2 separate regions of the Homo sapiens genome follow, and region 2 is linked to region 1. The links are chromatin loops, found by intact Hi-C in ENCODE. Cell type or tissue: heart left ventricle. All regions are shown on one strand. Each heading gives the region's core, and the rest is flanking DNA. Links, peaks and the distances in the headings are about the cores only.

The links. A loop is a pair of places that touch in the nucleus more often than their neighbours do. Peaks named below come from ENCODE experiments on the same cell type or tissue, not always from the same donor. Only the 100,000 strongest peaks of a DNase experiment are listed, where the experiment ranks them.
Region 2: it touches region 1 in a loop (6-fold over the local background); 3 of 110 quality-filtered maps call a loop at or near these places.

Annotation. Positions count from the first base shown.
Region 1 is chr11:83,805,014-83,820,531 of GRCh38, reverse strand. The region is part of intron 17 of DLG2 (discs large MAGUK scaffold protein 2); the gene reads left to right. It also overlaps the pseudogene LDHAL6DP. Among named protein-coding and RNA genes, the nearest start is that of DLG2-AS2, 180 kb to the right of the region's middle. In heart left ventricle, for the core only: no CTCF peak of the experiment used is centred there; no DNase peak of the experiment used is centred there.
Region 2 is chr11:83,305,679-83,321,196 of GRCh38, reverse strand. All of the region lies in intron 1 of CCDC90B-AS1 (CCDC90B antisense RNA 1), which reads right to left. It overlaps LOC105369420 (a long non-coding RNA gene), which reads right to left and starts at 15,439. Exons shown (of 2, transcript XR_950379.2): 1 at 14,499-15,439; 2 at 14,055-14,314. In heart left ventricle, for the core only: no CTCF peak of the experiment used is centred there; no DNase peak of the experiment used is centred there.

The DNA.
Region 1 (15,518 bases), core at 4,293-12,292:
CCTGAACCATAGTTTACCTTGTTACATATGAAATGCTTAGGTATCGTCATTCTAATAATGTGGCTGATAGCATTGATAATAATTGGTTGTTTCTGAATAGTACTTTTGATTTATGGAGCAATTTAAAATTTTTATTCTTATGGCAACCTTGAGACAGGCAGGGGATGGTATTATTATAATAACAACTTTTTATGAAGAAACCAAGCCTCAGAGATGCTTAGTAGAGAATACAAAGTGATAATGTTAGATGGAAACCTGACTATTTAGCTGCTCTTTTCTTATACTTTTTTTCAGTTATTTTCATAAACTGGCCTATGAACCTATTGTTCCCGTAAGACAATAAATAATATGTAGTGACTGGGATTATTTCCTAAAAATCCACAAGATGGCAGTAAAAGATTTTGCATTGAACTGGAGACACTAGTGGAATGTGGCCTTTTGCCCAGTTTTCATACTAGTGATTGTATTTGATCACAGTATTAAAACTGGTTATCATAATGATAGCTTTTTAAAATATAACTCAATGAATTCAAGTGGAATTCAAACCTGAAAGTAACATTTGTGACTTTGTTTATTATTATTATTATTATTGTGAGGGTCCTGTATTTAAACATAAGAAACCACTAGGAATCAGCTGGGAGCTCTGATAGCCAAGATTTCTTGAGAAAGCTCAAAATGAGAAATGTTACTCCTTCTTCAACGTTGGACTGACCTATAATTCTCCTGCTTGAAGGGGAGAAATAGAGGGGTCAGGAAAAGGTCAATAGTTAATCTTCCTTATAATTTGATTTCTTGTTATTTCTCTATGTTCAGAATCTTTCCTGGAGGGAAACTTTCCTGATGGACCAATGTTGCTGTAAAACATATTCCAGGAACATTTATTGCCTATATCTCTCAGGTTTTGTGTGTAACATAAACTATACTAAGCTATGGGTAGTTTTTCATGTACTTTTATTATTCTACTCTCAGATTTATGATAGAATTAAGAAGAATGAAGACTATATTTTTCTTTTCTTTTTCTTTTCTTTTTCTTTTCTTCTTTTTTTTTTTTTTTTTTTTTTTGAGATAGAGTCTTGCTCTGTCTCCCAGGCTGGAGTATAGTGGCATGATCTTGGATCACTGCAACCTCAGCCTCCCAGGTCCAAGCAATTCTCCTGCCTCAGCCTCCCAGTTAGCTGGGGTTACAGGCATGTACCACAATGCCCAGCTAGTTTTTGTATTTTCAGTAGAGATGGGGTTTCACCATGTTGGCCAGGCTGGTCTCGAACTCCTGACCTCAGGTGATCCACCTGCCTCAGCCTCCCAAAGTGCTGGGATTACAGGTGTGAGCCACTACACCTGGCCTACATTTTTCTTTCATTTGGCGGAGGGTCTGCCTCCATGCTGAGCGGGAACTCCCTTTGTTGATGGGGCTCGTGATCATCATCAGGCACATATAGACCTGAGTCAGTAGACTCTGTAATTGAGAACATCAGAAAAAATCACACTGTTTCTGTTTCTAACATAAAGGCAAGCAAGTGTTCCTTAGCATCTCCTTTGTGTGTAGCAGACAGGACTTATGCCTCAAAAAGATGGCAGTGGATTTGCATAAACATGTAAAAACTTAAAAATGAACGTCAGGTATCTCTGGTTTTAAAGTCCTTTGGGCAGTCTCTTATGCTACCCAAATTTATCTTTCCCCTTTTCCTGACTTTTCTTCTCTAATGTCTTTTTACGTTCATATTCATAGTCATTTCTTATGACAAAGAGTACAACCTTAATTTTTGCTTGCTTGTCAGAGATTCTCTTTTCACCTTGGGTGGCTCACCATCTTTCCCTGAAGGAAAAAATATATATAGCTTTCATACCCTTACTAACATAGATTTAAACCTCCTGTCAGGAAATAAGATATTCCACTCCATTCCTCTGTTTATTCATGTATCCTCTCATCCCTGTCTACAACGAACTTGATAGGGGCTTCTGTGTTTATGTCACCTTGCTATGTGGAATGTAATGATGACTAAGCCATGTGTCATGTCCTTGGGATGCTTATAGTCTAACAGAAGTAATAAGCAGGTCCACCCCGAATTATACTATAAGAAAAGTACAGTGAGGCAAGGGAGTTCCATAGAAAAGGCAAAACCTCACCAGGTATTCTGAGGAGGATTCATGTTTTCCTTGGTAATGGAAAGACCTTCCCAGATCCTCACTGCAAGTCTAAGATAAACGATTTTTTCATCAGGCCACAAAGGAAGAACATGAAGTCCAATGCAGAAGTTTTGAAAAGCAGGAGTGCTCAAGAATTATCAACAGCCCAGACCAACAAGACACCAGATGCAGGAGACTATTTGGCCTCTGAATAAACGGGATGAGGAGTTTAAGCACTGGGCTAGGCTAGGAAAAGCAAATAGCTCCCAGGAGCAACAATTCAGTTACTCAGGACAACCTGAACAAACTCCTGATCTTCTCACTCCTCTGTAAAGTGAAAAGACGGAGACTCAGGATCTTTAAAGGCCCTTCCAGCTCCAATATGCTAGGAATGTATGTGTTTGAGAGAACTTTGTGTGATAAAAAGGATGCACTGAAGGGTTTTTGAACAATTAATTTTTTATTAGTTATGACTAAACGTATGTTAGTTATGAATAAAGACTTCCCTTTATTTTATTTATTTATTTTTTAATTAGAGACAGGGTCTCACTGCTGCTAGATTGTGCAGTAGCACAATCATAGCTCACTAAACCTTTGAGCTCCTGGGCTCACGCAATCCTCTCACCTCAACTTCTCAAATAGCTAGGACTATGAACATGCATCACCATACACAGCTAATTTTTAAAATATTTCTAAGATACTGGGTCTCACCATGTTGCCCAGGCTGTTTTTCAACTCTTGGCCTCAAGCAGTCCTCCCACCTCAGCCTCTCAAAGCACTGGGATCACAGGTGTGAACCACCTCACCCAGCCTAAGACTTCCCTTTAAATAATAAAAGTTTTAAAATCAGAAATTAAAATTAAAGGCATACATTCATACTTTTTTCAGAGTCCATTGGTTATAACTTAACCATCCAAATAAAGTCTCAATTCCTCGATATAGCTTCTCTTAACTTGTCCAGCCATATCTCTAAAAGTCAGTCTTTTCTCTGTCATGTAACTATATCTGACATTGTATCCTCTCCTGAAAACTTTCCCCACCCCACCTTCTTCTGAATAACTCTTCTATTCTATTCATCCTTCAAATCTTAGATTGTTATATTCTCTAAATGCCTTCTCTTGCCATTCCCACTTCACCTTCCAAAAACACACAGAAGCACCTCCAAGTTAGGTACCCCTCTTAATGTGCTTTGTATATCCCATACTCTTCCTATGACAGCACTTACCATGTTAATTTTTAAAGACATGTTTAGTACTCCATTTTCCTTACTCTATTGTAAGCCAGGACAATGCTTGTCTTGTTTACCTGACATATAATATATCTTATAAATATATAATGAATGAATGAAGCTAGATTACTATTTTAAGTCAGTAGATTCTGAGTAAAGATCTAGTAAAATAAATGCATGGCCAACAATGCATGGGCAGTATACACCTGTATTGCGCAGGACACAATGTTAGGTACTGTCCCTATAGGCTGATTATTTAAAGGTTTCCAGCTGACAGGAATGTGTGTAACCTAACCAAACTTGAAGAATATTTATAAGATATTGTGTCTGACATCTCAAAAATCAAAATGAGAAACAAACAAAATGTAGTTATATCTTTTGTATAGCAACCACTAGAGGGCAATGAAAGCAAACGTTGAACATCCTTTGGGGGAAAGGAATTGTAAAATGTTTTCTGATTGAAATCTGGGCATATAATCTTATGTTTGGGATAGTTATAGGACCTGTAGGCTGTGGTTTCTGTGATTATGGGTTTAGTAGTTATAATTACCTTTCTAGTGTGGAATTCAAACCTAGATTCTCTGTGATAATAACATCACCTTACACTGCATGTATTATCTCATATGAACCTCCTGTAGCACTACCAGGGAATATACTATTTTCCCATTTTCCAGTGAAAAAAAACTGAGGTTCAGAGGCATTAAGCTAGTAAGTAGCCATAAGGTAGCAAAATATTGACACAAATCCTATAAATACTTATTAACTACTTACATTTACCAGGCATACAAAATTCTCTGCTAAGACAGACAGTCTGGGAAAATACAGGTTCCAAAATTAATTGTACCAGTTTAGAATGGAGACATATGGCAACAGCTCCTTAAAAGAAGATCTTGTGGTTTTAGGTAGCCATCTGATGATGCTGCCAATAGGCTAATAGGCTGGAGCCTATTTACGGAAATGTAGTCCTGGAATGTGGGAAGGAGACATCCTTCTGTCTCCACACTGGTTAGACTCTATCTAAGCTATATGTTCCACTCTAGTTGCTGCATTTTTATAAAGATATCAAGAAGCCACAGAATAGGATTAAGGTTCCTGGACATGATATATTAGAGGGTGAAGGGCAAAGTGAAATGTCCCAAAGAAGGAGAGAGAAAGAGAGGGAATTAGACACAGTGATGCTTAAGCTATAGGCTCAGGAGCCAGAGTGGGTCCGACTTGGCATACCTACTAAAAACAGGAAATGAGTAATTCCAGAGATCTGGGTTGGCCTCTTATCCATGTCAGATATTGAAGAGAATACTTGTTTGTATTCTCCAGGATTCACACAGAGCTAAAGAAGAAGCCTTTTTACTGCTTTAATCTGAGCAGACATCAGAAGCACTTTCCAGAGGCCCCCATGAGGCCTGTGTGCAGGGAGCTAAGCATGGCCTTGCTTGGTAACTGCAATAGCTGAAGTAAAGTGAAAGGCACTGAACATTCAAACAGGTTCTTTCGGCTTGCCCCAGCAAGCTCAACCTGCAGCTTGCCCACCACTTTCTTCCATTCTCTGCTCCATCCACCTCTTGTGTGTGTATCCCCAAGGTGGGCTGCAGGAGTTCTGTGGTCCAGCTGGAGCGTAGGCACTATGGGAGTAAATTTTCTTGGCCCCAGGATAAATCTGTGTCACCAACAGAGAACGCACATCACAGGGTCAGCTGGCCCTTAACCAACCTTCCCACCTCTGGTTACGTGATGGTAACTATCCAGAATGAATTTATTGAGAATTTTGCTTCAGAGGAGGTTATTCACCACAGTAAGGTCTCCATTATAAGAACTGGATCAGTTAGCATGGCCCGTGCAATCACCATGTTATTAAAAGACTTGAGGGATGAAGTTGCCTTTGTAGCTGTTGATAATGGTGAATTGAAGGGTGTGAGACAATGGATCTTAAACATGGCAGTCTTTTCCTAAAACTGCCAGATAGTGCTTCCAGCAAAGATTATCTCATCTCTGCAAACTCCAACCTAGTGATTATCACATCAGGTGCATGCCAGGAAAAAGGTGAAACACTTTAATTTAGTCAGTCTAAATGTGGCCATCGTTAAATTAATGATGTCTAATATTACTCAATATAGTCCTGCTGCAAATTGATAGTTTCCAGTCCAGTGGATATCTTAATTTATGTAGCTTAGAAATTGAGTACATTTTTCAAAACCCATATTATTGGAAATGGCTGTAATCTGGACACTGCCCATTTCCATTTCTTGACTGTGCAAGTGCTTGGAATCCACTCTGGAAGCTGCCATGGGTGGATCTTTGGAGAGCATGGGGACTCAAGTGTTCCTGTGTGGAGTGGAGTGAACATTGCTGGTGTCCCTCTGAAGGATCTAAACTCAGATAAAGGAATTGATCAAGATCTAGAGCAAGGGGGAAAATGTCCACAAAGAAGTGATTGCCAGTGCTTATGAAATTATGAAAATGAAAGGTTATACTTCTTGGGCCATTGGCCCATCTGTAACAGATTGAACAGAAAGCATTTTAGAGAATCCTAGGAGAGCGCATTCAGTTTCCACATAATTAAGGGCCTCTATGGAATGAATGATGTATTCTTCAGTGTTCCTCGTATCTGAGAGAGAATGGTCTTGCAGACCTTACACAGGTAAAGCTGACCCTTGAAGATGTGGCCCATTTGTAAAGGAGCACAGAAACACTTTGGGAATTCAGAAGAAGCTCAAGCTTTAAAGTTGTGTAAAGCTATCATTCTGAAATTATAGAAGAAGAGAAATAGCAGTTTTGGGATTATATATAAACCTTTTGAATAAACTTGAATTCCTAAAAATAGGAAATAGGAAAGGGAGTAGAGTAACGGCCCTGTTTATTTAGCCTCTATCGCTTTTATTATTAGCATCCAGATGCTGAATGATACTTATTTTTTACAATTCCTAAGCGATTGCATCAAAGAAGGTGTTTTTGATACGTCTGATGTGCCAGTACTTGCCTTGTATGTATATGCACTTGCCATTTGGTCCAAAAGAATGTATGATCTAGGTGTTTATTGTTTTATAGAAATCCTGATTCTTTTAAATACGTTCTAATATTTTTTTGGTCTGATGGGCTTATATTATACTCATTTACATACTCTTTTTAGAAGTCATTACTTTCTCTACAATGTAAAAATAAAAGTGCACATAAAGAAAAAAAAGTGAGTCTGCATCCTGACTCTGTTGTTTGTAATTGTGAATTTCGGCAATTTATTTAACTTCTCTGTGCCTCAGTTTTCTTATCAATAAAATGATGACTGTGTCTACGTATAGGGCTGTTATGAGGAGAAATTGATAATACATGTGGTGTTTAGTGTAACATTTCGCACCTGGAAGGATTTGATAAATGTTGGCTGTTATTTTTGTTGTTGTTGCTGCTGCTGCTGTTGTTTTTGTTGATAAAGCACTTGCAAGACCATTCTGCAGAAATGAAGGTAGACTTATTTGTGTTGCCCTAGAAAATGCCATTAGAACCAAAAGAGGCATCATCTAAAAGCAAGAGTTCGTAACAGGTTTAGTTTTAAATACTAAACCATGTATCGCCTAACTGATCTTGAACAAGTCACTCAACCTTACTCAGTCTCCATTTTCTGATGTTACTGAGGACTTAATGTGTCTGTTCACTGTGCTAAGCACTGTGGGTGGAGTGAAAAGGCCTTGTGTCACTGCATTGTAGTTACTCAAGCAGGAGCCAGCTGACCATCTGCAGGCATTTAGAGGGCTTGGGAGAAAGCATTCCTGCAAAGGATGGAATTTTTTTATCAAATCTCAGAGGATCCTATAAACAATCTTTGTTTCTGCTCTTGAAAATGTTGGAAATGAAATTTGTTCTCACTTTGAAATTGTCTTCCTCTGATACGGCACGAGGCTGGTCCTCAAATGGACTTGCATTCAAAAGTATTTCCCTTGAAGTAGTACCTGCCTTTTGAGGGTAACTGGATTCCTTTATTTCTCAAAGGTTAAGAAGATGAAAAAGTATGGCTTTGGAACCAGCAAGAGGCTTGAACCCTGCTTTACTATCAACTAGATGTGCAAACTTTGGACAAGTACTTAGCTTCCCCAAACTGAGTCTTCTTATTTATAAAATGGAGCCAATGACTCCTGCTTCAAAGGATTGTTATGGGGGTTAAATGTGCCAAGGGGTATAGAGCACCCATCATGGTGCCTGACACAAAGCAAGTGGTCCTGCCTTCTTTGACAGTGCCACCAACAGTCCCAGTGCTCAAGGCTCTAAGAATGAGCTTCAACTCTAAGAGGAATGGGCATTGGCCTTCTGGTCATCATCCCATCTCCTCAACTCTGTAACATTGTGCAACTCCTGCCAGATAAAAGCTGACCTCAAGTACATTTCCCACAATTCTGGTCCCTCCTCACACTCTATGGTACCTAGGGGTCTAGTGTCCTCATGCTCTTTCTTGTCTGTCCTTCAGTGAAAGAAATCAGATGAAGGAGTTCACACTGAGGTTGAATGTTAGGAAACAGGCAAAGCATTATTTTAACTAACTATATCGAGATTTTCACAGTATATCTACTAAGTTTAAGACCAAAACAGTGAATCTCAAATGGTGGGATTATAGGATTCCCAGTAAACCTTATGAGGAAAGAATTTCAGAAACATCATAAGTGCTTCATAGGATTATTCATTTATACATCTCAAAAATGGCTACATAAGGCTGTGATCTTCTTCATACCAAACCCAAGTCTTATTTTTATTGATTTCAGTACATGACATGACACAGCCCCTGGCACATTGTAGATGTTCAATAAATGTGGACTAGATAGTCTTGAGGCCATATCAGATGGACAAATATATTTCTTAGCCCATCTATTACTGTTAAACACAACCACAAACCATCTATAAAACACTTGGGATGGGAGAGTTGGAAGACATAGAAGTATTTTGCTTTAGTGTTAAGGATAGAGGAAATAACAGTTCTTCTAGAAAATGCCCTGTAACTGGGGAGAATTTCATAGGAGAAGTAGGATTTGAATTGAGCTTCCCAAGGCAAGGGTGGCAGCATGACATGTGGCTACGAAGAAGAGTGTTTCCAGCTCAGTAGACAGATGGAAGTTCAAAAGCTACTAGTAAAGGGTGTTGATGACAAGTTCTAGGTAGAAGCTAGCTTGTTTTGAAAACCTGAACCCCAGCATACATATTCTTGTCTTCATTTTAGTTTCCTTGGAACACTTTAAACACTTCTCCCACATTTTTCTCTCACACTTCTACACACTCCCAGTCCTCAGTCTCTGCCACATATACAGCAGGGGAAAAAATAGGGCTCTCTTTCTCTTTCTCTCTGTTATACTAGTTTCCTCTAATCTTTTGCTCAGTAATATATCACAGAACAACTTTCAGCTCATTAGCTGACAACTCCAATGTTGTTCTTTTAGAATGGTCAAAGATTTACTCTTTTCCCTGATAGCCAACAATACATAAGACTTTAATGTCCCTTTTCACATTTCCTGAGGCTAAAATTTTCACAACATTTAACTCAAATTTAAACTTCCTAAAACTATTTTGGGAAAAAGAACCAGGAAGATTTATTTTAACATTATTTTTCTTAATCAAAACAGCAAATGTCGTGAATTTTACACACTAAACATACTTTTTAGTGAGGAAATACTCTTCTAGAAAAAAATTGAAATTGTACATGCTATTTACATTAAAAAGTAGAAATTAAAATTTTCTTTTAGTGATATTAATAATGTTATTAGGCTGAACCATATGAAGTTGCCATTTCTGTAGGTCAAGTTGAATATTGTCAATTTTGTGTGGTTCAACCTAATACAGACTCTTGCATAGAGGTTACAGCCATAGATTATACTAAGAAAAGAGTCTTCAAAGAATTTAGTCCAGAAAAAATGAATTTATTGGTTTACTGATTTGAAAAGGGTGCTTAAACAAAGCAGAAGTATTCTTCAATTTCCCATAGTAAAAGCAAAAGCTACCATTCATTGAGTGGGTTTTCATCTGCATCACCTTATTCAGTTCTCAATATAACTCTGCAACCATTTTGAAGTAGATATTCCTATCATCACTTAATAGATGTACAGAGTCAAAATTCCAATCCTGAGTCTGCTGGACAAAACCCACACTCTTTCCCTTCTATTACACTACCTCAGAGATTTAACACAGAAGATAAACCACTTCTCCAAAATACAATACCAGTTAGCGTCAGGACTTGGAGTTATGGGTACATATTGAGTTATTTGCATAGAAAGCTTGACTTTCTACAGTTAGGTCTTTGAGAAAAAATTCTATAAAGTAGGAGATCATCTTATATATACTGAGCTCCTCAAGAACAGAGGCTATCTAAATAATCTTTGAATCCATGGGACATGGCACAGAACCTATTGTAAATCATAAATAAACATAGTAAATCACAAATAAATGTTTCTAGAATAAATGAGTAAACAAAAGAATGACTTTTGCATGGGAAAAGGCAGAATAGGTTCATAGCTCTTTGCAGAATCAAACATCTTACAGTATGTAGGTATTTTAAAACCACAAGATAGAATCACAGAATCATAACTCCGAATGGAATACCAGAGTTCCTCTTGTACAATATTTGTTTGTTTGTTGTTTATTTAATAAACAAAGGAACTAAAGTACAAAATTCCAAAGCTAAATGATGACACAAGCCAGAGCCAAATCTACCAAGCCTTCTTGAAAATATACCTATCCCTGGATTTTTCTTCCTTTAGGAACATAAATGTGCTAAGGTATTATCTACTCATCAATAATTACCAAAATTATTTATATTTTTATACACAGCATATATACATGTATACATACACACACACACATAAACAATTGCAGCACAATTTACTTTCTTTAGGGAAATACTTGTTTTTATTGCACACAGCATTTGATAAATATCAACATTAGCCAGGAACTTATAGGTGTGAGAAAGAAGGCAGCTAAATACAAGTTTTTTTGGTTGAAAATCACACCCATTCACTAATCCTCAGGTGGACTTGTTCTCAGGAAGAATAATTTACATTGTCAAACACTCACAAGCCTGAAAAAGAAAGAAAAGAAGGGTGAATTTGTATTCATACAACAGATACCTTCACACACTTTATCCTGGAAAACACATTGTAGTTTATACAATTTGTTGGTGAGTGATTTATGCTTTTTATGCATAGTTATTTGCTTAGTCTCCTATTCATCCAAAAATCCATACTTTTTCCTGGTTTACCTGACTTTCTCATTATGCATAACTTTGAAGAGAAGCAATATTTAGCAATGATGCATTCTCTGCAAATGGATGGCATGCATGCATCTGTCTTCTAATATAATATTCATGGTTTTCACATCTCCAAATGTGAATTTTCCCCTTAGTGCTTCTTCAACCCGTATTTTGTATCTTAGGGCCATACAAAAATTGAAACATTTCAGTACTTATTTCATACTTTTAAGAGGGAAGAAAATATTGGCAAAGGATGGGTAAGAAATGGAGGTTACAATGCAGATGATATAAACCTTGAGCTACATACATACCCAAAAGCCCAAAGTTGAGCTATTGTTGACTGACTGGTTCTAGGCAAGGACTAAGGGTCAGTTCAGGAGCAAATATAGAATTTAGAACATTCAGTTTATAATGATGGTGTTAAGAAGGGGGTTGAACATTCACTTGGTTCTTTGATATGTAGCAGGTCTCTATAGTAGACAGGAACAAGTGGATTTTGAAGAAGCTCCAGAGACCTATAAATCCTAAGGAGTTTCTCCAGAAGCCCTACATGGAAAAACCCTAACTTGAGGCTTGTCCTTGACTTAGAGTCACAGAGCATTATGTATAAGCAACACAGCCTAAGATAGCATTTCCAAATGCTAGCACAGATAATTTTGCTATTTTAGTTTTCAGGAGCAAGCTCCTCTGGCTTGCCTGTATTTGACAGCTAACCCAGTGTTTTAGTTGTATTGATGGTGGAATGAGAAAGATTTATTTTTATAAGTCTAATTATGAGACTTTCACAGCACATCAGTTTGGACTTCAAAAGGATAACACAATTCCAGAAATTAGGTGGTAAACAGCCAGTCATAGGCTGTCTTCCCAATAAAGCACGATAAATCAACCAGAGAAGAGAAGAGAGGATGCAGCAGGAAAGTAGAGGCAGATCACTCAGAGGGAGGTGGTAAGAAAAAGCAAGTGAGACCAGCTGCAGGAGGAGGAAATAGACACAGCCCAGCCGCAGAGGAAAGGTAAGGAAGGAAGAAGTGAAGGGAATCTAGTCACAGATGCAGAGAGACAGATCAGGAGAGGATCACAGAGGTGAGACCCTGCAGGGGAGAATGGGAGGAAAGGGTGAGGGTATAATAGAGAGGAAAAAAAATGAGAATCAAGGGACCACACCTTTACAGTGCAGTGTGCAGTGTATGGTGTACGGTGTACAGTGCAGTGTACATGGCAACTTTTCCAGGTGGTAGGAGTTTGACAAAAGAGAAAACAATGCAACAGGAAACTGCATGCAATGCAAACTTGGAAAGGGAAAAGATAGAGGATGATGATTTAAAGAATGCAGAATTATATGTCTGGGTTTCATGGAACTCCTCGTGCCAAGAACAGCAAGGGCTAGTCACATATATTTTATTCTGTTGCTGGCAACTGTTAGTGCAGTGAATGGAGTTTGAGAGTTCCAGGTCCTCTGTTTCAGGCAGCCTCCAGTGCTTCTTCCCCTTCTGGATGACTGCTGCCCTTGTGCTTACTGACTTAATGCCTCTTGGTCTCACAAGATGTGGCAGAGCCCACCGCTGATCAGAACCTGCAGCCAGCCTCTCACAGAACTGGCCCCAATATAGGCTGAAGCATAATTCAAGGAAGGAGCTGGGTGAGAAGGCACTGAACTTGGCCACAGGAATATTAAAAGGGTTTGACGTTAAAATGCTCTGGGAGATTGTTGTGCTCTCTAATACCCAAAGTGGCAGAGCTGTTGAGGAAAGCTGGTCCCTGCACTGACCAAGCTTGCCCTAAAGAAACAGGGAAACAGCCTGTAGACACCAAGACTACAGTATGCCTGGAGGGGGCTGTTTACTGAGATGGAAAAGCAAAGTGGCCCATTGTGATGACCGGCACGAGGCTGCTGTTAGAAGGCATGTGATATTATGGGGAAGGGAATGTGTATGCGTGGGGAGCAGAAGTAGATTTGGAAGCACATAGCAACATTGATGACTGTCAAAGATAGGAGTGTTACCTGCAGACCTAAGGCTGGAGACAGCAGGTATTATAAGAGAAGAGGGAAGATTAAGTAGGGGAGAAAGGACACAGTGTGTGCACCACACAGACCGTATCTCTTATGTTAGCTCTGCTACTTTCGAAGCATCTAATCTTTCTGTGCCTCAGTTTTCCCATCTTAAAGTTGACCTCAGCAAAGTTCTTGGGAGGATTAACAATAACAAGCCTAACACAATACCCTCTTGTTCAGTATTCAGTAACTAGTATTATCTTTATTAGTGATCTCCTTCCACAGTTAAATTCTTGGTCACAAACAGTTTGAAAGTCAATTGCCTTGATTTCTTCTCCCTTTATTCCCTCTCTCCTTTTCTTTTCTGTTCTCCTGATTCGCTTTTCCCCTCCTTCCTATTATTTACTGAGCATTCACTTTGTGCTAGGAACTGAACGAATGCAGTGGAACTTTATTTCTTGATGTTTTTATCTACTGAATGGATTGTGGCTTTGCAGCTCCGTTCACATCTGAAGCTCTGGCAACTAACCATGGAAACTCACACCTTGCTGGAGAGTTGTTTTCTGCAGGGAGCAGCAATTCTATGTGCTAAATTGGGAGGCTGGAAAGAGAGAATTGGTTAGTAATTAGAAAAGATATAAATTACTGAAAATACCTCCCTGCCTGTGTAAATGGAAAATTTTTCTGATGCTTATAATATCCACTTGGGACTGATAGTGAAAGATTCAGCACAGCCTTGACTGCTTTTATGAAGTCTTGATATATGCTTCAGAGAACAAAGGAAAGTGATGAAGGAGAGATGATTCCAGACGATGGTCACTCTTTCTCACTCCTTATTGTATGGAGTTTGTCTTTTCAGGAGAGTTTTGAAATGATTCTGTTGCTGCTTCTAGTTTTCCCAAATGTCTAGAAGCATTTTTTGAAATCAGTAATGCTTGGAGTTAAGGCTGTATTTATGTGGTCTGCCTAATACTTCCCACAAAAGTCCACATTCAAGATGGCAGCTCCAGTATAGAGAATTATGCCTTTCAAGGTGGCAAAGTTGGTTGCCACCTTCTAGGGTCCTGCTTGTCTGCTATATTATTCTCCTCGCTTATACTTTCTTTTCTAGTTTACATCGTTTTCACTATTAGACACTGAAATTGGCCATGAAATCCTTGGTGAGCTGATTAATAATTCCTCTTTAGAGGAACAGGAGTCTTTGTGAACCTTAAGGCTTCTTCAGAGTTGAGGAAGAGATTCATCAAGCACGTAAAGCTGTAGTCACCCTCAGTAATAATGTATGAGGACATCGATTTGTGCCACATCCTGGGAAAACAAGAAGCCTGAAACAGTGGCTGGGACTGCCCTCGTGGGGCTTACAGTCTAGTTATTGATATTTATTCATTAAAAAGGTAAATAGAAAAAGAAAGCAAATCACAGAACATCGTGTGTTATTATGGGATCATTCTTTAAAACAATGACTATATATGGAGGTAAACATGAATGTTTTTCCACTCACATATATTCACTCACTGACAGGAACCAGGCACTATCCTAGACATTGGGAATGTAGCTGGGGATATGTAAATATGTGTAGAGAAAGTGTATAGAGTTAATTTGTCTAGTTTATTATCAGTGGTTACCTGAAGGTTAAGATAGAAAGATGTTCACAGTTTACTTGCTGTTTTTTTGTATTGTTTTAGTTGTTTAAAATGAGCTTGCATTACTGCTCACCTGAAAAATAATAATAAAAGAGTAAAGAAGGACCAAAATTCATGTAATGCTGCCAGGTTGTGGGGCTGATGGCCAAGTAAGTGTCACGGACCATCATGATTACAGGAGGTCTGGGAAGATAGAACCTGACCTGGACAAGGGAGAAGGCCAAGACTTCAAAGAATCCAGGAAAACAGGAAGTAAAACAAGGAGGAGGAAGTTAGGCCCAAGGGAATAACATTAGGCTAGGGATGGACATGAAGCTTCTAGCAGCAGCAGAGGGTTTGCTTAGGAGAGGAGGCGTGTAATGTAGGACATTGAACTCTAGCATTCTCATCTGGACTCTACTACAAATACACTGAGTGACCTTGGAAAATAACTTCATTCTCTGTGCCTCACTTTTTCCACCAATGATATGGGAGGACTAGACAGAATCCACTCTAACGTTCCCTCATATCAGAGAAGTATCTGGTCTTAAAAAGACTAGAGAGGGTTGTGGTAAAAGCTGCATTGTGAAAGGGCTTAAATATAGGGCTAAGAAATTTGCACATAATTTACAAGCAGTTAGGAACACAGATGAATATGAGCATCTGTGGCATGTATAAAATGTGAAAGGCAGTATTTAAAGAAAAGTAGAGTGGTTGTGATATACAAGATGACTATCAAGGTATTGAGAGTAGACAAAAGGGAGAGGGAGGATGGGAGAGAGACAGAGATTAGAGGAAAAGCTAACATCAATTAGAAGTCTACCACATGGTAATGAGATATAATATCATGCTATATCAAAAAACCAAATATATGATATATCAAAAAGAACAATATTATATATCAAAAACATTCTAATATGATATATAAAAAATTATGTCATGATATATCAAAAATAAATCCAGAATGATAGAGAAAAATTATATATATATATGGGAGAAGCTCTCCTGCACAAAATAATACCAGCTAATAATTCTAGAATAAATAAAGAATTTATAAAATAACCATTTTTTAACCCGCTACAAAATAACTATTTCAAGAAAGCATAATCCATAGATGCTAAAACAATTAGGGGTTAAAGTTGACTGGAAAAAGGATATTTACATGGTCTCAAATAAACCACCTTATAGATTGTTATTTGCAAAATAGAAAGGTGCCTTTTAAATGAAGAGATCTGGTGGTCCATGTATTTTGAGCTTCCTGCTATGACGCAGTAAGAAATACACAGCATTCATTACACACTGGATTTTGCTAAAAATGTTTCACCTGATTCTGAA
Region 2 (15,518 bases), core at 4,864-12,863, 500 kb after region 1:
ACATCACTGATCATCAGATAAATGCAATAACTATAATGAGATATTGTTTCACCCCAGTTAAAATGACTTATATCCAAAAGACAGGCAATAACAAATGCTGGTGAGGATGCAGAGGAAAGGCAACACTTGTACACAGCCGGTGGGGCTGTGAATTATTACAACTACCATGGAGAGCAGTTTAGAGGTTCCTCAAAACACTAAAAATAGAACTACAAATGATCCACCATCCCACTGCTAGGTATACATCCCAAAGAAAGGAAATCAGTGTATCAAAGAGAGATCTGCACACCCATGTTTGCTCCAGCACTATTCACAATGGCCAAGATTTGGAAGCAACCTAAGTGTCCATCAATAGACAAATATATAAAGAAAATGTGATACATCTACACAATGGAGTGTATTCAGCCATAAAAAGAATGAGATCCTGTCACTGGGAACAACACAGATAGAACTGGAGATCATTACATTAAGCAAAATAAGCCAGGCACAGAAACTTTGCAAGTTCTCACTTATTTGTGGGAGCTAAAAAAAAAATTAAAACAATTGAACTCATGGTGATAGAGAGTAGAATGATGGTTACTAGAGGCTGGGAAGGGCAGTGGTGGTTGGGAGAAGTGGGGATGGTAAATGGATACAAATATATAGTTTGATATAATGGATAAGATGTAGTATTTGATAGCACAACAGGGTAACTGCAGTGTAAAATAATTTGTTATATATTTTTAAATACCTAAAGAATACAATTGGATTGTTTGTAATACAAAGGATAAATGTTTGAGGGGATGGATACCCCATTTACCCTGATGTGATTACTATGCATGGTATGCCTCTATCAAAATATCTCATGTACCCCATAAATATACACATCTCTTATGTACCCACAAAAATTAAAAATTAAAGAATTTTAAGATAGAAGTTCCAATGTTCAGTAGTAGATTAGGGTGACTGTTATCAGCAACAATGTATTGCATGTTTCAAAGTAGCTTGATGAGAGGACTTGAAATATTCTCAACAAATAGAAATAATAAATGCTTAGAGTGATGAATAACCCCAATACCCTGACTTGATTACACATTCTGTAACAAATACTCACATGTACACCATAAATGTGTATAATATTGTATATCAATAAACACATCAAAGGGAAAACTTATAAGGCAAAGTCCAGTATAGTGCTCATCACTTAGCAAACACCCAATAAAGGTTTGCAATGACCTTTTCACTTGTTTGTAAACGTCTCCTTCTAGAACTAAGCTTCTTTTGGGGAATAACTGTTTGGCTTACCTTGTGCCTTGCAAAGTACTTGGCATATAAGAGACATCTAATAAAGATATTTCAAATGAACGAGCACTTCAGCCATTAAATTTGATCATCTCAACCTCACATATGCTCCCCATTCTTCTTATACCGAAATATTCAATTAGGTAGAAAAGTTCTCCTTGGCATGGACTAGTCTTCTACTTTTTTGTGTTCTTTTTTCTACCTATCCCCACCCATCTTAGGGAGTAGCACGGTATCACGTACATAGGAATACAATTATTATTGTGGATGAAATGATGAATAGGTTATACACTTGTGCATTCTTTTCTCTGAATCAGAGCTTTCTCATGTCAAAACTTATCCCTGACCCTTGCATCATGAACTGTGGAAAACCAGGCTGAGAGAGTCTATCCAACTAGGTCAACTCTGCCCAGGAGAGATGAAATGACTGTCTCTTGTGATTAACCTATACACATCTCAAGAAGGCATGCACTCATACTCTCCAGGAGGATTATATTTCATCTTGATGATCAGATGAAGGATGAGGACAGGAAGAGTCCGAGGGAGGAAAGCCACGGCTAAAGAAGAGATACATGCACCTTGGGGCTAAAATGAAGCCATAGCTAACCAGGGTGAATTAACGCAAAGGAAGTTGCAGCTTCATCTAGAGCCAAAAAGCAATAGCTTACCTTGAACCCAGAAACACTATTACATCTTGAGCAAGCAGCACCAGGAAGGTGATAAGCCCTTTACATGGTCTTTTATCAGAGTTCTGGGTTTCCTGGCCCTATTTACAGCTAAAGTCCTGGACTCCCTCAGCTTATTCCCACCTTTGCTCCTTACTTCTCTATTCTTTCTGCTTGTATCTTATCTTTTGAGGTCCAAGGTCAACTCTCCAGACAAACATGACTTCTCCAATGTGATCCTCAGCCCCTCTCTTGGAAATGGTTTTATAGGATAAGCAGTGTAGCAGAATGGAAAGAGTAGGAGAGCTTTGGGGTAATCAGACGAGCACTTAAATTCCACTCACAAGCTGTCACCTTGGATAAGCATCTTAACCTCCAAAGCCTCTGTTTCTTAATGAGCTTAATAATATCTACCCCATAGGGTAGTTTTGTGTATCAAATGAGATAAAAAAGAGTAGTTGCGATAATCAGCATCATTAACCCTCTTTCTTTATTGGCATCTGTCCTGAGGTAAACACCTTTCCTATCTGGCTTCAGTCCTGGAGAGTCAACGCTACTTTTCCAGGTACCCCTGGTGAGGAATAAATTCGACAGAAAAGTTCTCTGTTTGGGTTATTGTTGGTTCCTTAAAAACCACCTTGCTGTTCACAAGAGAGCTTTTAAAACTTGAGCACTTACTATATACACACACCTCAATGAACATGCCCATCTACTGTAAGGTTCTTGAATGTAAGATAAGGTGCTCTGCCCTAGAATAGTGGATGAGAAGGAAGTCCCCACCTTTCCAGACAAGGCTGAAAGCTTAGGAAAGTCACACAGATTGACAGAGATCCAATAGCTGCTGTCTCCCTCCTGTTTAAAGCACAGTCTGGAGAGTCTGACGCAGCTACCCAGGTTTCTGGTGCTAACTCACAGTCCCTGAGAAAATCAGCACCCTGGGGCACATTAATCATTCCCTTTCACAGAGATAAAATATTTTCTCTACTGATCCTGAACAGGGAGCTTGCCTAGAAATGATCTGCATTCTAAGGTGACTCCTTTTAATCTTCTTGTCTCATGGAAATGTCTTTCCATCCAGGGTTCTGCCTGCATCCTGGCACTTCTCCTCATAATTTACCATGGTACTATAGTATTCAGAGATCTCAGAAGTTATGTAATTTAACCCCAAATTTGTACATAGAAAGAAACTGAAGCTCAGAGAGGGGATAAGGCATGGACAAGAGGCAGAGCAGTCAGAGCCAGACTCAAGTCCAGATACTTGTCCAGCTGCCTGTCCCACCAGACAAAGGGCAATCATGCATTGCCAGTACCGCCAATACCACACCTTAGAAACAAGCTGCTGTTAAGAAACTAGGCTTCGCCTCTCCCTCTTCCTCTCCCCCTCCCTCTCCCCTCTCCCCTCTCCCCTCTTCCTCTCCCCTCTTCCCTCTCCCTCTCCCCACGGTCTCCCTCTCCCTCTCTTTCCACGGTCTCCCTCTGATGCCGAGCCGAAGCTGGACTGTACTGCTGCCATCTCGGCTCACTCCAACCTCCCTGCCTGATTCTCCTGCCTCAGCCTGCCGAGTGCCTGCGATTGCAGGCGCGCGCCGCCACGCCTGACTGGTTTTCGTATTTTTTTGGTGGAGACGAGGTTTCGCTGTGTTGGCCAGGCTGGTCTCCAGCTCCTAACCGCGAGTGATCCACCAGCCTTGGCCTCCCGAGGTGCCGGGATTGCAGACGGAGTCTGGTTCACTCAGTGCTCAATGGTGCCCAGGCTGGAGTGCAGTGGCGTGATCTCGGCTCGCTACAACCTCCACCTCCCAGCCGCCTGCCTTGGCCTCCCAAAGTACCGAGATTGCAGCCTCTGCCCGGCCGCCACCCCATCTGGGAAGTGAGGAGCGTCTCTGCCTGGCCGCCCATCGTCTGGGACGTGAGGAGCCCCTCTGCTTGGCTGCCCAGTCTGGAAAGTGAGGAGCGTCTCTGCCCGGCGCCATACCATCTAGGAAGTGAGGAGCGCCTCTTCCCGGCCGCCATCCCATCTAGGAAGTGAGGAGCGTCTCTGCCCGGCCTCCCATCGTCTGAGATGGGGGGAGCGCCTCTGCCCTGCCGCCCCGGCTGGGATGTGAGGAGCGCCTCTACCCGGCTGCGACCCCGTCTGGGAGGTGAGGAGCGTCTCTGCCCGGCCGCCCCGTCTGAGAGGAGACCCTCCGCCTGGCAACCGCCCCGTCTGAGAAGTGAGGAGCCCCTCCGCCCGGCAGCCACCCCGTCTGGGAAGTGAGGAGCGTCTCTGCCCGGCAGCCGCCCCGTCCGGGAGGTGAGGGGCGTCTCTGCCCCGCCACCCCTACTGGGAAGTGAGGAGCCCCTCTGCCCGGCCAGCCGCCCCGTCCGGGAGGGAGGTGGGGGGGGGTCAGCCCCCCGCCCGGCCAGCCGCCCCATCCGGGAGGTGAGGGGCGCCTCTGCCCGGCCGCCCCTACTGGGAAGTGAGGAGCCCCTCTCCCGGCCAGCCGCCCCGCCTGGGAGGGAGGTGGGGGGGTCAGCCCCCCGCCCGGCCAGCCAACCCGTCCGGGAGGGAGGTGGCGGGGTCAGCCCCCCGCCCGGCCAGCCGACCCGTCCGGGAGGTGAGGGGCGCCTCTGCCCGGCCGCCCCTACTGGGAAGTGAGGAGCCCCTCTGCCCAGCCAGCCGCCTCGTCCGGGAAGGAGGTGGGGCGGTCAGCCCCCCGCCCGGCCAGCCGCCCCATCTGGGAGGGAGGTGGGGGGATCAGCCCCCCGCCCGGCCAGCAGCCCCATCCGGGAGGGAGGTGGGGGGGTCAGCCCCCCGCCCAGCTAGCCGACCCTTCCGGGAGGTGAGGGGCGCCTCTGCCCGGCCGCCCCTACTGGGAAGTGAGGAGCCCCTCTGCCCAGCCAGCTGCCTCATCCGGGAAGGAGGTGGGGGGGTCAGCCCCCCACCCGGCCAGCCGCCCCATCCGGGAGGGAGGTGGGGGGGTCAGCCCTCCGCCCGGCCAGCCGCCCCGTCCGGGAGGGAGGTGGGGGGATCAGCCCCCCGCCTGGCCAGCCGACCCGTCCGGGAGGTGAGGGGCGCCTCTGCCCAGCCGCCCCTACTGGGAAGTGAGGAGCCCGTCTGCCCGGCCACCACCCCGTCTGGGAGGTGTACCCAGCAGCTCATTGAGAACGGGCCATGATGACAATGGCGGTTTTGTGGAGTAGAAAGGGGGGAAAGGTGGGGAAAAGATTGAGAAATCGGATGGTTGCCGTGTCTGTGTAGAGAGAGGTAGACATGGGAGACTTTTCATTTTGCTCTGTACTAAGAAAAATTCTTATCCTGTTGATCTGTGACCTTACCCCCAACCCTGTGCTCTCTGAAACATGTGCTGTGTCCACTCAGGGTTAAATGTATTAAGGGCGGTGCAAGATGTGCTTTGTTAAACAGATGCTTGAAGGCAGCATGCTCGTTAAGAGTCATCACCACTCCCTAATCTCAAGTACCCAGGGACACAAACACTGCGGAAGGCTGCAGGGTCCTCTGCCTAGGAAAACCAGAGACCTTTGTTCACTTGTTTATCTGCTGACCTTCCCTCCACTATTGTCCTATGACCCTGCCAAATCCCCCTCTGCGAGAAACACCCAAGAATGAACAATAAAAAAAAAAAAAAAAATTTCAGGCCAGGTGCAGTGGCTCATGCCTGTAATCCCAGCACTTTGGAAGACTGAGGTGGGCAGATCACCTGAGGTGAGGAGTTCGAGACCAGCCTGGCCAACATGGTGAAACCCTGTCTTTACTAAAAATACAAAAAAAAACTGGCTGAGTATGGCGCACACCTATATTCCCAGCTACTCAGGAGGCTGAAGCACGAGAATTGCTTGAAGCTGGGAGGTGGAGGTTGCAGTGAGCTAAGATCACCCCACTGCACTCCAGCCTGGGTGACAGAGTGAGGTTCCATCTCTAAATAAATAAATAAATAAATACTACAACAACAACAACAAAAAGAAACTAGGCTTCAAGGATCTCTTTCTTTTTCTTTTTCTCTTTTTTTTTTTTTTTTTTTTGAGACGGGGTCTCGCTCTGTCACCCAGGCTGGAGTGCAGTGGTGCAATCTTGCCTCACTGCAAGCTCCGCCTCCCGGGCTCACACCATTCTCCTGCCTCAGCCTCCCGAGTGGCTGGGACTACAGGCGCCCACCACCACGCCCAGCTAATTTTTTGTATTTTTAGTAGAGACGGGGTTTCACTGTGTTACCCAGGATGGTCTCAATCTCCTGACCTCGTGATCCACCCACCTCGGCCTCTCAAAATGCTGGAATTACAGGCGTGAGCCACCGCGCCCGGCCAAGGATCTCTTTCTTATATGCTATGTCATCCTGAGCAGGTTACTTCTCCTCGCTCCTCAAAGGATGGTCCCCAGACCGGCAGCCTCGACAGCACCTAGGAGCTTGTTGGAACTGCAGAATCTCAAGACCTACCCCAGACCTGCTTTTAACAAGACCCTCAGATTATATAAGTTTGAGGAGCACTGACTTAAATTATCTGAGCTTCTATTTCTTCATCTGTTAAAGGGAATAATAGTGTCTGCCTTAAGAGTTTGTTCCCAAAAAATTGACAATAAGGTAACTTGCAAGCAGTAAGATACCTTTATTTGAAAGCTCAGAGAATTGTTTCAAGGAAGTTTAAAACTCAGACATAGCAATAGTAAAGAAAATCTCTGTATACTGCTTCAATTTAATTCAAATATCTTATAACTTAAGATAATGATTAAAGCAGGAGCTAGAAACTAATTCAAATTACGAGGCAATATATACTTGTTGGCTCTTGGATGAGACTGCCTGGGTGTGTGCTTTTTTTTTTTTTTTTTGACAGAGTCTTGCTCTGTCACCTAGGCTGGAGTACAGTGGCACGATCTCAGCTCACTGCAACCTCCGCCTCCTGGGTTCAAGCGATTCTCCTGCTTCAGCCTCCCAAGTAGCTGGGATTACAGGTATGCACCACCACACCAGGCTAATTTTTGTATTTTTAGTACAGACAAGGTTTCACCATACTGGCCAGGCTGGTCTTGAACCTCTGACCTCATGATCCTCCCGCCTCGGCCTCCCAAAGTGCTGGGATTACAGATGTGAGCCACTGTGCCCAGCCTGTTCATTTACTAGAAAGGTAAGCTTGAACAAGCTTTTACCTTCACCAACCTCTGTTTCTACACCTGTAAATTGAAGCTAATAATGCATCATGTGGTAGTAATGCATCATCTCAGGGAGATAATCAGTAAAGTACTTAGCACGGGGCCTGGCACATAGTATATATTCCCACCATCATTGTAATCATCATCATCATTGACAATCATGTCGATGTCACTCAACAACTGCAAATTGGGAAGGTTTCCACATAGGAAATTTTGGGAAGGCTTCCTCATCAAGAAACCATTCCACTTGGGACATCTTCTTGATGAGAGACAGGACAGGAACTTCTCCTTCTAATGTGAATAATCAACTGCAGCCTTCATTTTCCTCCTGTGAAGACATGTTTATGAGTGGCAAGTAAATTCAGCTTTCTCCTATTTAAGCCAGACTTCTTTAACTCCTTACTACTTCCCTTTAGCCTCCTAAATAAAATTTTATATTTGTCATAGGTTTTTGTAGGGAAGAGCTCAAGATACTTACACATAGCCTGACAAATGTCCCTTTCTCCTCCTCCAACTGCACACAAATAATGGCATTTCAGCAACTGAACAGCTATGTTCAGCTCACAATTACTAACTAGACTTTGACCAAGTTTTCATGCAATCTGAAATGTGAATTCTCCATGAGGGCTTTGCAGAATACTAGGATTCTAACTCCCTAACTTATCCCACTGCCCCCAAAATTATACTAATTAAGCTGCCTCCATCTTTCATATCAGAATAAGTTCCAGAAAAGGAGATTCAATTCAGCTCACATTTTAGTGTAAGCACTATGTTAGCTCAGTGCAATCCTTAGAAATAAAGCCTAGAGACCTTTGATAACTAGTAAATGATACCTGAGTGACCTTGGTAACTTGCCCAAAGTCACACAATTGGTCAGAAAAGATGACGCCCAGGTCTTAAAAAGTACTAACTTTGCAGAGTCCAGTGTCTCCCAATTCCAAACACCATGTTTGTTCTTCCCAGTGTTTAACCTAACCTCTCCTGCTTTGGTCTCAGCCTATCTATCCACTCTTATTTTGCCACTGACATAGAAATTTTTAGTGATTCCTTTTTAAATCTCACTCACCTTGCCCTTCATATAGATATCATCTAGGGGAAAATAAGTCCAACCCCATTGGCCCCAGAGTTCACTACCTTTGACTGAGAGGAGGTGAACCAAGGTGTGGTATGTTTATTCCCTTAAGAGTTGGGGTAAAGAAAGGGGCATCCTGTGAATTGTGAGGATCCTGACATGATAATCTAGATATCTGTCTCTGAGCAACAGAGAGCATAGGGAGTAATTACAGGCTCTTGCTTTTGTACTGAGCTCAACAATTTTCAAAGCATATCCACATCCTGTTGAGCCTTCCAACCATCCCATGAGGAGGGCAGAGCAGGAATTATGATTAATGAGGCTCAGAAAAGGCTAAATGATTTTTCCAAAGTCACAAAGCTAGTGAGCAGTCAGGCTGGGACCAGAGCCTAAGCCAGGGCTTTCTCTCACACACATTGGAAAAGAAAGCTCAGGATGGATCATCCCTTAAGCTATTATTAGAAATTCTCTGATCATCAGCTGATGCTTTAATGGGGCTGAGCTAGTGGTCAGCTGTGAATAAGAATGGTACACAAATCCACCACCATGAGGAAGCCTGGGGAGGGGTAGGATAGAGAAAAGGGGAGAAGAGGAGGGTTCCAAGGACAAACATCTTAAACTCCAATCCACTTTTTTATCAAAGACTAGATCTGACAGTGCCAAACCAACCCATTTGCAAGCTTTCTCTCCCTTGGTTCCTAGACTAGGTGCTCCTGGGGAACAAGAGCTTTGCATCTCCAGTGGTCCGTGCCTTCCTGGGCACAGGGTAAAATCTCATATAGATTTGATGAATGAATGGATAAACGAATGAATCACTATGTGTCCACACTAACTCCAGGTTTTGTCTTTCACAAGGCTTCCTGCACGCACCTTGGTTCCACCCCTCCCCAACCCTGCATCCTCTCCAATGTCTAACCCAGGTCAGTGTCAGGGCTCCAAATCAAGAAGAGAATTATAATCTAATAAAGGTCTGAGCCTGGCCCAGCACAGAGCACAATCCCCTGTCATACTGAAACAGCAGTTTTCAGTTAAGACAATCCAAGCAGTTCTATTGCTCATTCCCTTCCGGCACATCAGATTGACATTTCTCCCAGCAGGGGGATTTCTTGTTTCAAAACAAAACAGAATCAATACAGTTTTATTAGCCATCCAATGTAATAAACTTGCCCCCAGATGACAGCCTCTAGGTCCAAATCTGACCAATCCAAGATGAGTCTGAGATACCAAAGGAATGCATCCAAACAGTCTCCAATTCCTCCGCCCTCCCCTCTCTCTCCTGAGCACCATCAGCCTGATCTTGTTCTTTATCACATCTGCCTGACCTTCTGCACAGTCTCTTAATCATTCTCCTGGGCTCCAGGCTCTCTGCTCTCCAGCCTTTCCTCCATCTCATCTGAAATTTTTCCTCCTCTCTATGGCATTTGAGGTCCTTCCTAATGTGACCCACCCCTCCTGACTGATTTCTCTCTACTCCTCCCAATCAAACTACAGATCAACAGAAGCACTCCCCAGAGAGCACATGAATTCCCTATCAGGAGTTCTCATGCTGAGAACTCCTCATTTTTCAAGGCCCACTTACTCTGGGAAGCCTCCTTCGAAGGACCCCAAAAAGGAAGTTACTCTCTTTCCCATGATCTCTTAGTATTTTATTCATATCCTAATACCTGGCACATTATCATAATTTTGGTTTACAGGCATACTTCATTTAATTGCACTTTGCTTTACTGAACTTCACAGATACTGTGTTTTTTTACAAATTGAAGGTTTATGGCAGCCCCATGTTGAGCAAGTCTATCAGTGCCATTTTTTCTGACAGCATATGTTCACTACGTGTCTGTGTCATATTTTGGTAATTCTCGCAATATTTCAAACTTTGTCATTATTATTATGTTTGTCATGATGATCTGTGATAAGTGATCTTTGATGCTACTACTGTAATTGTTTTGGGGTGCTATGAATTGCACCAATATAAGACAGCAAACTTAGTTGATAAATGTTGTGTGTGTTCTAACTGCTCCACTGACCAGCCATTCCTCCAACTCTTTCCCTCTCCTTGGGCCTCCCTATTCCCTGAGAAATAGCAATATTAAAATTAGGCTAATTAATATCCCCACAATGACCTCTAGTGTTCAAGTGAAAGGAAAAGTAGCACATCTCTCACTTTAAATCAAAAGCTAGGAATGATTAAGCTTAGTGAGGAAGGCATGTTGGAAGCCAAGATAAGTGGAAAGCCAAGCTTCTTACACCAGTTAGCCAAGTTGTGAAAGCAAAGGAAAAGTTCTTGAAGGAAATTAAAAGTGCTGCTCCAGTGAATACACAAATGATGAGAAAGCAAAACAACCTTATCACTGATATGAAGAAAATTTTAGTGATCTGGATAGAAAATCAAACCAGCCACAACATTCCCTTAAGCCAAAGCCTCATCCAGTACAATGCCCTAACTCTCTTCAGTTCTATGAAGGCTGAGAAAGATGAGGAAACTGCAAAAGTATAAAGCTAGCAGAGGTTGGTTCATGAGGTTAAAGGAAAGAAGTTGTCTCCAGAACATAAAAGTGCAAGGTGAAGTAGCAAGTTCTGATGTAAAAGCTATGAAAATTTATCCAGAAGATCTAGCTAAGATCATTGATGACAGTGGCCACACTAAACAATAGATTTTCAACATAGATAAAATAGCCTTCCATTGGAAGAAGATGCCATTTGGGATTTTCATAGCTAGAGAAGTTATTGCCTAGCTTCAAAGCTTCAAAGGACAGACTGACTCTCAAGGGCTAATGCAGCTGGTGATTTTAAGTTGAAGCCAGTGCTCATTTACCATTCTGAAAATCCTAGGACCCTTAAGAATTATGTAAAATCTACTCTGCCTGTGCTCTAGAAATGAAAAAACAAAGCCTGGATGACAGCACATCTGTTTACAGCATGGTTTACTGCATATTTTAAGCCCACTGTTGAGACCTACTGCTCAGAAAAAAAGATTTCTTTCAAAATATTACTGCAGGCCAAGCATGGTGGCTCACACCTGTAATTCCAGCACTTTGGGAGGCCAAGGCAGGTGGATCACTTGAGGTAAGGAGTTCAAGACTAGGCTGGCCAACATGATGAAATCCCATCTCTACTGAAAATACAAAAAAAAATTAGCCAGGTGTGACGGTGCATGCCTGTAATACCAGCTACTAGGGAGGCTGAGGCAGGAGAATCACTTGAACCTGGGAGGCGGAGGTTGCAGTAAGCTGAGATTGCATCACTGCATGCCAGCCTGGATGACAAAGCGAGACTCCATCTCAAAAATATATATGTATTACTTCTCACTGACAATGCACTTGGCCACTCAAGAGCTCTGATGGAGATATACAAGGAGATTAATGCTGCCTTCATGCCTGCTAACATAACACTCATTCTGCAACCCATGAATCAAGGAGCCATTTCCATTTTCAAGTCTTATTATTTCAGAAATATATCTCCTAATGCCAAAGCTGCCATAGATAGTGATTCCTCTGATGGATTGGAGCAAAGTAAATTGAAAACGTTGTAGAAAGTTTTCACCACTCTAGATGCCATTAAGAACATTTGTGATTCATGGCAGGAAGTAAAAATATCAACACTAACTGGAGTTTGGAAGAAGTTGGTTCCAATCCTCATGGATGACTTTGAAGGGTTAAGCGGAGCCCAGGTTGGACACAGTGGCTCATGCCTGTAATCCCAGCACTTTTTGGGGTGGATCACTTGAGCCCAGGAGCTCAAGATCAGCCTGGGCAACATGGCAAAACTCCATCTCTATAAAAAATACAAAAATTAGCTGGACATGGTGGCATGTGCCTGTAGTCCCAGCTACTCAAGAGGCTAAGGTGGGAGGATTGCTTGAGCTCAGGAGGCAAAAGCTGCAGTGAGCCATGATCGTGCCACTGCACTCCAGCCTGCGCGACAGAGTAAGACTGTTTCAAAAAGAACTGGAGAGCTGTGACTAAATTGCAGCAATCTCATGGTAAAACTTGAATGGATGAGGAGTTGGAGTTGCTTCTCATGGATGAACAAAGAAAGTGATTTCTTGAGATGGAATCTACTTCTGGTGAAGATGCTGTGAATATTGTTGAAACAACAATATTAATAAAGCAATAGAAAGCTTTGAGAGAATTGACTTCAGTTTTGAAAAAAGTTCTGCTGTGGTTAAAATAGTACCAGACAGCATCATGTGCTACAAAGAAATCTTTCAGCGAAAGGAAGGTTCAATTGATGTGGCAAACTTCATTTTTGTATTTTATTTTACTATTTTATTTTATTTTATTTTACTTTATTTTATTTTATTTTACTTTATTTTATTTTATTTTATTTTATCTTATTTTATTTTATTTTATTTTATTTTATTTTATTTTATTTTATTTTATTTTATTTTGTTTTATATTTTGAGGCAGGATCTCACTCTGCCATCCAGGCTGGAGTGCAGTGGCACAACCTTGAATTCCTGGGCTCAAGCAACCCTTCCATCCTACCCTCCCTAGTAGATGGTAGTATAGGCATGCACCACCACACTCAGCTAATTTCTTTTTATTTTCTGTAGACACACGGTCTCACTATGTTGCCCAGGCTGGTCTTAAACTCCTGGCCTCAAAAGATTCTCCCACCTCAGCCTCCCAAAGTGCTGGGATTTACAGGTATGAGGCAATATACCCAGCCTGTTGTCTTATTTTAAGAAATTGCCACAACCACTCCAACCTTCAGCAACCACCACGCTGATCAGTCAGCAGCCACCAAAATCGAGACAAGACCCTCCACCAGCAAAAAGATTACAAGTAGCTGATGGTTTGGATATCATTAGCATTTTTTTAGCAAATAAAGTACTTTTAAGGTATGTACTTTTGTAGATATAATGCTTTGCACACTTAATAGAGTTTATAAGGTAAACATAACTTCTATATGAACTGGGAAACCAAAACATTCTTTTTACTCACTTTATTGTGTTAGTCTGGAACTAAACCACATTATTTCTGAGCTATGGCTGTACTTGTCTCTTCCCCTACTCAAAAACTCCTCTAAGGAAAGAAGTTGTCTCCAGAACAAAAAAGTATAAGATGAAGGAGCAAGTTCTGGTGTAGAAGCTGCAGCAATTCATCCAGATGATCTGCGATTATTGATAATGGTAGCCACACAAAACAACAAATTTTCCATGGAGATTAAATAGCCTTCTATTGGAAGAAGATGCCATCCAGGACTTTTGTAGCTAGAGAAGAGAGTACAATGCCTAACTTCAAGGCTTCATAGGACACACACTGTAGGCTAGGTTTGGAGTACTATTCAACCTTCAGACATTCTTGAACACCCCATGCCTACCATAGTATCTGTACCAAGCACACAAAGTATATTGAGCTTCACTGAAAGAGGTTATTGAAGGTTGTCAAAATGTCAGGCAATTCACATATTGCATACTGGTAAGGGCTCTTGAAAGTTAAAGAACACCTACCTAAGAGTATGTAAATTATTAAAACATTTTAGAGGGCAATATAGCAATACATTCCAACATTTTAAATATGCAAACTCTTTGACTCAGCCATTCCATTTCTAGGGATTCTTCCTATAGACATTCTTACGTACATGCACTAAGAAGTATCTAAAAGGATGTGCAGTACAGCTTTGTTTTGTTTATAATAACAAAAAAAGAATACAAAGTATCCATTAATAGGAGCACCAGTTAAATGAATAATGTTATGCCTATACCCTGTAATACTATTGAGTTATTAAGAATGAAATAGAATTCTATGTACAAACTTGGGAAAATGTCCAAGACATAATGATAAGTGAGAAAATTAAGCTGCAACACACTGGAAAGAAAGTGCACCAATCCGTTAACAATATCATCTTCAGGGTAAGGAATTAGAGAATAATTTTATTCTGAACTCTATACATTTTCATACCTTTTTATTTCTAAGGAAGCAATACATTTATAATAAAAAAAAATGCATTTTCTTAAAAAGTAGAAGCCCACCCTCCACTACACCCCCAGCTTCCCTTTTGGATGCAGTGGAAGATAAGCACTGGGCTGTTCATGGGCTGGAAAAGCTAGAATCTTCTTTTCTCCAGGTGCTCCATGAGAGAGGCATAGCTCTGATGGCTGCTCCCTCCCAGCTGCCAATCACGCCCTCTCTTCCTCTGATAATTCTACTGTAGGATTGGGGGAGAGCATAGAACAGGATAGGCAGGAGAGGGGCAGGTAGGTAGGAGAGCTCTGACATCAAAAGCTGCCTCTGCCTGTCTTTCCCCTCAGGTCTGCCTTGTCAAGCCCAAAATTAGAAGGGAAATGAACTGTAGCTAAATCAGCTAACTGAACCAAGAAACAGCCCTCTACCTTCACTTCCAGTGACATCAATCCAGTGATCCTGGACAGGGTCCCCCAGCAGTAGAGAGTTCTGCAGACACACAGGCTGACCTGTCCAGGTACTGCCTGTAGGAGGCAGATAGGGACACAGCTACTTGAAAAGGAAAGGACAGAAACAACTGAATGAATTCCATGAATTGGTAAATTGCCTAATCTAATTTTTCTCTTTGGATAAGTGTCCTTTGTCTCTGCTTCAGATGGTGGAAAGGCACACAAGAGTGAGGCTGCTGCCAGCTTTCTTCTAATGACATGCCGGGACCCACGCCTGTTATTACCAATATTCTAGAATCTGAGGAAAGGGCATTATGCCAGATAAGCCTCTCCCTCCCTCCCACTGTGTAAGCTTTAGAATCTGAACTGGACTGAGCGGGCCTGAAGTATACACTTCTGGTAAATAAAAATAATGCTAATATTATATTATTAGCTCTAGTAATGCTATCATTATTAGTTAGGTAATAGCTCAATAAATACCACCTTCTTACTCTGTGTCAAATGCTGTGCCAAGTGCTTTGTATGCATTATCTCACTTTAAAACAATCGCGTGGTAAGTACGATTATTATCCCACTTTTAAAAATGAGAACACTAATCCTCTATTAAATAACTTCCACAACATCACTCAACTAGTAAGAAGCAACACTAAGACTGGTTTAGTTCCATTCTTAACCATGAAACTGTGGTGGTTTGTAGAGTGGAATCTTGGCATTCATGAGGAATACGCCAAAATGAAACCAAAATACCTACTAAGAAAACAAACTTACCTCCCTCTTAAAATTTTGTAAAACTGCAGGAAAAGATATTTTGAAAAAAATAATAAACCAATTAACATGAGAGGCATTGGGTACATTGGGTAAATACCCAGACACCAGAGTCAGACTACCTAGGTTCAAATCTCAGCTCTCTACCATCTACCAGCTATGTGACCTTAGCAAACTGTTTAAACCTCTGAGCCTCAGTGTCTTCATTTTCAAAATGGGTTGTTTTGGCCGGGC